Linked DNA regions of Mus musculus: region 2 is linked to region 1. The links are chromatin loops, found by intact Hi-C in ENCODE. Cell type or tissue: gastrocnemius. All regions are shown on one strand. Links, peaks and the distances in the headings refer to the core of each region. The heading gives the core; the rest is flanking DNA.

Region 1 (3,600 bases), core at 774-3,273:
AGTTCAGAATGCCCTTCGTGTCTGCGTAGTTTTCCCTGTGTAAGATAGTTAAGTTTAGGAAACATGAGTAAGCTACTGTAAAGTTTTATTTGTATGACTATGGTGATCAACAAGTATCACTTTATTTATCAGTACCATAACCCTGTGAGTTTGCCCAAGACTCTGCAGTGACTTCAGCGTTGCCTACTTTAATATGTAGCATTCAGGGTTTGGTGCCATAACCTCCTATTTTTATAAGAATCATTGAGCCCGTGTCTTGGTTTCTTTTTTCTATCACCATGAAAAAAATACCCTGTCAAAAGCAACTTAAAGGAGAAAGGGTTTGGATTAGCTGTTGAAGGCATAGTTCATCATGGTGGAGAAGTCAAGGCAGCGGGGGCCTGAAGCAGCAGCTGGTCACATTATATACACACCCAGTGAACAGAAGGAGGTGAATGTGTGCATGCTAGTGCTCAGCTCCTTTCCTCAATGTCATATCATTCAGATTCCTGCTGAGGGAATGGTGCCACCCACAGTGGACAGGTCCTCCATCCCAATTAACATAATTGAGACAGTCCCCCACAAGCATGCTCAGAGGTTCCTCTGTGAGGGGACAGTTCTAACCATCACTGCCCACAGTCTGAATTGTTTAGGAACCACACCCCTCTGTAGTGTTTGTGGTTTTGCTCATCTGGACCTGTCTAAAGTTGAGAGCAGTGAAGTGCTTTGGCTCTGAGCTACACTGATGGACCAGTCTTTTTCCTGAGCAATCTGTGGGAGGCCTGGTTTGCTGATTAGCAGAAGGTAAGAGTTGATAGTGTAGGATCCCAAGACCTAAAGAAGGGAAAATCCTTTTAGTAAGTGTTAAAAGTACTTGACTCTAAGGACCCAGGCACTCTGGTTAGCTTCAGTCCCAGCTCATGCAGGCAGTCACTGTGGCCTCGCCAGCACTGGCACAGTGTGTGGCAGCCATTTCCCATCCGGAGTCAGTGCTCAGAAGCTGAGAGATGAGATGGAAGTGAATTATGACCTCTGTCCTCCATCAGTCCTGTTGCCTTCCCCGCATCAGATCGCTCTGCTGTGTGCACGTCCTCACGACTCCCTTGCTGCTTACATTTCTTTTCTCCCCCCAGGTGTCTCTCCTTCCCTTCTAACTGGCAGCAGCCCCCTTCACCTCAGGAGTGGGCTTTAGAACTGCTCTGCCAGGCAGCTTGCTAACTTCTGTGTAGCTCTCTGAAGCAGGTAGAGAAACCTTTTGCTCAATGCATGTTGCTCGCACCACCTTTCCTGTCCCGACCCTTAGTGTACACCTTTGCCATGTTTCCTCTGACTCAGCTAAGCACTGCCTCTGCAGCGCTAAACCAGTTTCTCTTGCAAGCGCTTGCTGCATTGTGTGGTGCTTCTGAGATGAAAGCAACTGTCTGTGGTGCCCAGAGTCAGCTCCAGAAGCCAGAGCCCAGGGGCTGCTGACAAGCTTGCTTCCGAGTGCCACCTTTTCACGCCATAGAGACTTTCAGTCACAACACGTGGAGACTACGACTAAAATGCTACTGTCTCCTCTGGAGCATGCTTTGACCTACGAGAAGAGTGTCCAGAGCCTTCCTCTTCAAAGAGACCTTATGTAGTGAGCGAGCTGTGTTCCCTGGGTGCCGCTTACTAAAGTGACCTCCTTTGTACCAAGTGAACACAGGCTACCTAGAATGTCCGTCTCGGAAGCTGCTAGTGTCGAGAATCCAGTTGTGCATCACTTTGAGATGGGCTGAGCGGGGTGGGGAGGGCGTCTTCCGTCTGTCTGTTCCCATGTTTTCTTTAAGTACCCTCGATTTTTTTTTTTTTTTTTGTAAAATTAAACTTTCCAGGTGTGAAAAGAGGGGAAATCCCCTATTTCTACACCAGTGTTACTGCATGAATTTTAAAATTATTCTAATTGTGTCAAATACTAAAAGCCATGAACATAGGTGCTGTATCGCTGCCTGTTGAGACAGTTACACATGTAGATCGTATTTAGAGCTTCCCAGTGGTCTGTACTGGGTGCTGGTCCCTGAGACTGATAGAAAAAATGCCTGCTTTCCTTTCTCTCTTGCAGGACCTGGAGTTGCTGGCTACCTTACAGCAGGTACATCCTCATCAGCCATGTCTAATCTGCCGCCTCCCGTAGACCATGAGGCAGGAGACCTTGGCTATCAGACTTGAAGCACTCAGACAGTAAATGCTGGAAGGCCAGTACTGCGCCCACATTCCTCCAACCAACATGTTGAAACAGACTCCGCTGCCTTTCTCCTGGTTTCATGACAGTGTTATTCCTTTTTCTATAAATAGACTTTTATTTAGGAGAAGAGTCCATGATTCTGACGTATCACGTTCTGAGAAAGCACTCTGTGGGTCAGCCACCTGGGTACACAAGAATTTCTTCTTCTTGATGTATGTAAGCACATTTTGTTCCTTTATATCTGTTTACAAGACTGTGAATCAAAAAGACAAACTTTCTTCCTAGTTTTTATAACTTTTTTTTGAATTACTGTGACTGTGGGATTAAGCTGCAGTCTACAAACATTGGGCTAAATCTTATCCCAGAGCAGGGCGCCTCTCTCTCCTGCACCAGGTCTCCATGACCGTCTTCCTCTCATCGTCCCTCCACCCGTGACCAGATCCTCAATCATTAACTCTGAGAGCTCGGTGCACATCGGTGTGTATGACAGGCGTCACCAAACTGAACGACAAGGAGCTTGTGCAAAAAAATTAAAACTAAAAATGGATGTGAAGATGTTATGTAAGAGATTAGTGTAATTGTGAAATGTTCTATACATTATCAAATATATAAAGCTTTCTATATTGAATGTACATTATACAGATCATTCATATGTGTACATAAAATTTTAAAAATAAAGGGAATTGACTGCTTTGTTAATGAGATATGTATGTTCTGTAATTTTAGCCTTTGGAAACTTCTTCCATGTTCACTTTTGGGGGAGATGGAACAGAAGCAGACAAACACCCCTCACCCTCACACGCACAGCTGTGCCCACCTCCGTTCACTCACTGGAAACAGCAGCTTAGTTACTTCTTAAATCGTGTTTAGGTGTGAGCTAAGGAATGCTGCCAGAGTCTCACGGTCTAATGTTTCAGGCGGGAGGTAAGGAACCAGCAAATATATCTAATAACAGATCCTAATGCATAGGTCTTCCAGTTAGACTGCAGACTACAGAAAATAAACATGGAAAGTCACGCAAACACTTGTCCATATCCTTTTTTGTTTTGGTTTGGTTTGAGACAAGGTCACCTCATTGTGACACAGGCTCTCCTCGAGCTTGAAATCCCATGTGTGCTCGCTGAGAGAGCTTGAGTTTCCGTCTGAGGGTAGAAACTGTCCAAAGTTGGAAGGGGCCGCAGGCTGGCCATTGGCATTCAGGTCTGATAGTGGTTTGAGAAAGATCTGAGCAGGCATTGCATACCCTATTGACAATCAAACGCTCAAGGCCATTTGCACACCCTGACTGGGGCTCTAGCTCCATGGTAGAATGCTGACTTAAGATGTGTGAGGCCCTCAGTTCACTTTCCAGCACTGCAAAAAATTAATATGGAGCAATATCTAACAGGCCATTTGAAAAACCACATGGAAAC
Region 2 (3,600 bases), core at 473-2,972, 53 kb after region 1:
GAAAGTGAAGTAAGTGCCTTCCCAGCAAAGAGCTAACCAAGACAGTGGTAGAATGGCAAATTAGAGGCACAATACCAAGAAGAATGTTTGGACAAACAGTTGGTTTCTTACCAACTTGGACAAACAATAGTCAGATTCCATATAGAAAGAGAGCAGTATTAGGTGGTGGTGGTGGGGGCACTAAGGAGGCTAAAGCAGGAGGATTGCCAGTGATCTTCCAGACTAGCTGGAACTCGGGAATCTAGGTAAGCAAGAAGTTAAACATGGTGCTAGTTTTCAGTTTAGAGGGACCAGGGGACACAAGTACCGTCAGGCTTAGGAGGAAAGCTAGCTAGTGAGGCCTTCTTGTAGCAAAGTCAGCCAGTGACTCCATGCCAGTGCCAAGCTGATTTATTTAAATTAAAATTATAAGTAACTCCAGAATAAAAAAATTAAAACATTTCTTTTTCAAATACGTAAAACAACTCATTTTAATTTATTATAGATATACTCTACAAGACTTAAGTTTTATCTATAAAACTGCAACATATCTTCTGCTCTTTGCTTAAATTTTGTATTATAACCCAGACTGGTGACTCCATGATTACAGTGCTTGCTGCACAAGTATGAGGACGAGCATTTGGGTCCCCAGTGTGCGTGTCAATGAGGGTGGGCCCTGCAGCCCATCCACAGCTCCAACACTTACAAGGGGCAGAATAGATGTCTGCAGCAAGCTGGCTAGTCAGAACAGCTCTGCTGGTGAGCTCTGGGTTCAACTGAGAGACCTTACCTCAATAAATGAGGAGACAGTAATCTAATGACTCGACACATCATCTTTAACGTCTAGATACATGCACACACATGTGCACACATGTGAACACACACACATGCATGCAGACCACACACACAAATGCATACAAAAACACAAAACAACTCATATTACTTAAAAGTCTTAAAGTTTACCTAGGATTTAGTGACTAAGAGCTGGGATACTGTCTGTTGACCATGAACCAATGCCATTTCCAACATGTGAGAGCTAGGCTCACACATGTGACAGCCACAGTATACTCTCTAGAGAAAACACAAGCCACGAACTGGGCAAAAGCTGCTTCCTTTTACTCAATGCTGAATGGAGTGCCCTGTGTTCTTCTTGTCATCCAGCTCGGTACCATGGCTCTGGAGCTGAACCAGTCAGCGGAATACTATTATGAGGAGAATGAGATGAACTACACTCACGACTACAGCCAGTACGAAGTGATCTGCATAAAAGAAGAGGTCAGGCAGTTCGCAAAAGTCTTCCTGCCTGCCTTCTTCACAGTGGCCTTTGTCACTGGGCTCGCAGGGAACTCCGTAGTTGTGGCGATTTACGCCTATTACAAGAAGCAGAGGACCAAGACCGATGTGTACATCCTGAACCTGGCTGTAGCAGACTTGTTACTTCTGATCACGCTGCCTTTCTGGGCAGTTAATGCAGTTCACGGATGGATTCTAGGCAAAATGATGTGCAAAGTAACGTCAGCCCTGTACACGGTAAACTTTGTCTCTGGGATGCAGTTCCTGGCTTGTATCAGCATTGACAGATATTGGGCAATTACCAAAGCCCCCAGCCAATCAGGAGCGGGGAGACCCTGTTGGATCATCTGTTGCTGTGTGTGGATGGCCGCCATCTTGCTGAGCATACCCCAGCTGGTTTTTTACACAGTGAATCAGAATGCTAGGTGCACTCCCATCTTTCCCCACCACCTAGGAACATCCCTGAAAGCATCCATTCAGATGCTGGAAATCGGCATCGGCTTTGTGGTCCCGTTTCTCATCATGGGCGTGTGCTATGCCAGTACCGCCAGGGCGCTCATCAAGATGCCCAACATTAAAAAGTCTCGCCCCCTCAGGGTTCTGCTCGCGGTGGTGGTGGTTTTCATTGTCACCCAGCTGCCCTATAACGTTGTTAAGTTCTGCCAAGCCATAGATGCCATCTACCTGCTGATCACCAGCTGCGATATGAGCAAACGCATGGATGTCGCCATCCAAGTCACAGAGAGCATCGCGCTCTTCCACAGCTGCCTCAACCCCATCCTGTATGTCTTCATGGGGGCCTCCTTCAAAAACTATATCATGAAAGTGGCCAAGAAATATGGATCCTGGAGAAGACAGAGACAGAACGTGGAAGAAATTCCTTTTGATTCTGAGGGTCCTACAGAGCCAACCAGTTCTTTTACCATTTAAATATAAAACTGCTCTCTGCCTCTGCTTTTTGCTTAGACACACACACACACACACACACACACACACACACACAAAGTGATGTTTCCTCCTCAAATAAAATATTTGTGTTACACCGAGACCCAACCATCAACAAATACTGTTGTTGCAATTTATAACAAAGAAGGAGTAAGGGGTGGGGCAGGGTAAGGAAGACAGACGCCAGAGAGTAAACAAGTGGGCAAAGTGTGGAAACTAAATCTAATGACAGGAAAACAGCTTGGCAGGAGGGAGAAACAACGCATTGTGCCACAAAGAGGAAGTCTGTGTGTGTGTGTGTGTGTGATGGGAGGGGGGTGTTTTGCATCTTCACCACAGTGGTGGTTATTCAAATCTGACAGCAACTGTAATTCTGTAATATAAAACCCTGGGTAATGCGTGCCCACGACCATCCTGTACTATCTCTGTAACTTCCTGTGAGTAAACAACTTCATAATAAAAAGTTAAAAGAAGAAACATCATGCTGTGAGCCTAGCAACCTAAAACCAATTAATAAAGAAACTTATGCTAAGAGAAATTTATAATTATCTGTAATTATTTAAAATTTAATAAGTTCTTTCTGCAAAATTTCAATGCTTAAGTAATCGCAACAAAACTTACTCTTTTTATTTTTTGTTTGTTTCTTAATTTATAAGTGATTTTATAACATAACATATAAGAAAGAATGGCAATTAAAGAAAAAGGCCAAACCCATAAAGATGTTCACACATCCTGGTAAGTTCCTATGCATGCCATTTGCTTTCATGATGTCACCAAAGAAATTATCCAACTACACCACTGGGTTCATCACGCATATTCTAGAAACCAGCCTTAAAAATCATTGTTATCTAGAGTCTAATTTTATAACTTCCTAAAGAACTTGCCCATGTTTGTTGGCCATTACTGAGAACTAGTGAACAAATATACTATCCTATGTATAAAGTTTACTTTTCACTTAAACACCTGTAATTAGGCAATAAAATATGTAACACACGTACCATTGTCACTGATAATTAAGACTGAACCCAAAACACATGCTAAGCTTGTGTTCTACCACCACCGGACACCCTAGACCCCACAACTTATCAAATTACCTTTCTCTTGGTACTGTTTCTAAGTTTGATAATTGTTTCAGAGGCAGAATTTACAGCTGTGATCATGCAGCAGTGTGTGGGAAACCCGGGCACTGCCCAACAGTGGGGTGACAGATCACAGAGAGCACTCACCGCTGCTCCACCACTTCTTGCCGTTAACTATATAGCCACCTCCATCTCTCTGGATGGTGCATTCGATGTTCGTGGCATCGCTTGATGAGACGTTGGGCTCTAGAAAGGAACAATGGCTTGGTTCACAGGCAGGCAGAAATCAGTCCTTAGCCAAGGA

The links. Hi-C counts contacts between places; a loop is a spot of excess contacts. Peaks named below come from ENCODE experiments on the same cell type or tissue, not always from the same donor. Only the 100,000 strongest peaks of a DNase experiment are listed, where the experiment ranks them.
Region 2: it touches region 1 in a loop (2.0-fold over the local background); 5 of 42 quality-filtered maps call a loop at or near these places.

Annotation. Positions count from the first base shown.
Region 1 is chr9:104,150,889-104,154,488 of GRCm38, reverse strand. It overlaps Dnajc13 (DnaJ heat shock protein family (Hsp40) member C13), which reads left to right. Exons shown (of 56, transcript NM_001163026.1): 56 at 2,066-2,892. The coding sequence ends at 2,172. Among named protein-coding and RNA genes, the nearest start is that of Ackr4, 26 kb to the right of the region's middle. In gastrocnemius, for the core only: no CTCF peak of the experiment used is centred there; no DNase peak of the experiment used is centred there.
Region 2 is chr9:104,097,296-104,100,895 of GRCm38, reverse strand. Acad11 (acyl-Coenzyme A dehydrogenase family, member 11) reads right to left here. Exons shown (of 20, transcript NM_175324.4): 13 at 3,444-3,542. Ackr4 (atypical chemokine receptor 4) reads left to right here. Exons shown (of 3, transcript NM_145700.2): 3 at 1,141-2,758. The coding sequence starts at 1,150. The coding sequence ends at 2,202. Among named protein-coding and RNA genes, the nearest start is that of Ackr4, 28 kb to the left of the region's middle. In gastrocnemius, for the core only: no CTCF peak of the experiment used is centred there; a DNase peak (open chromatin) is centred at 1,614.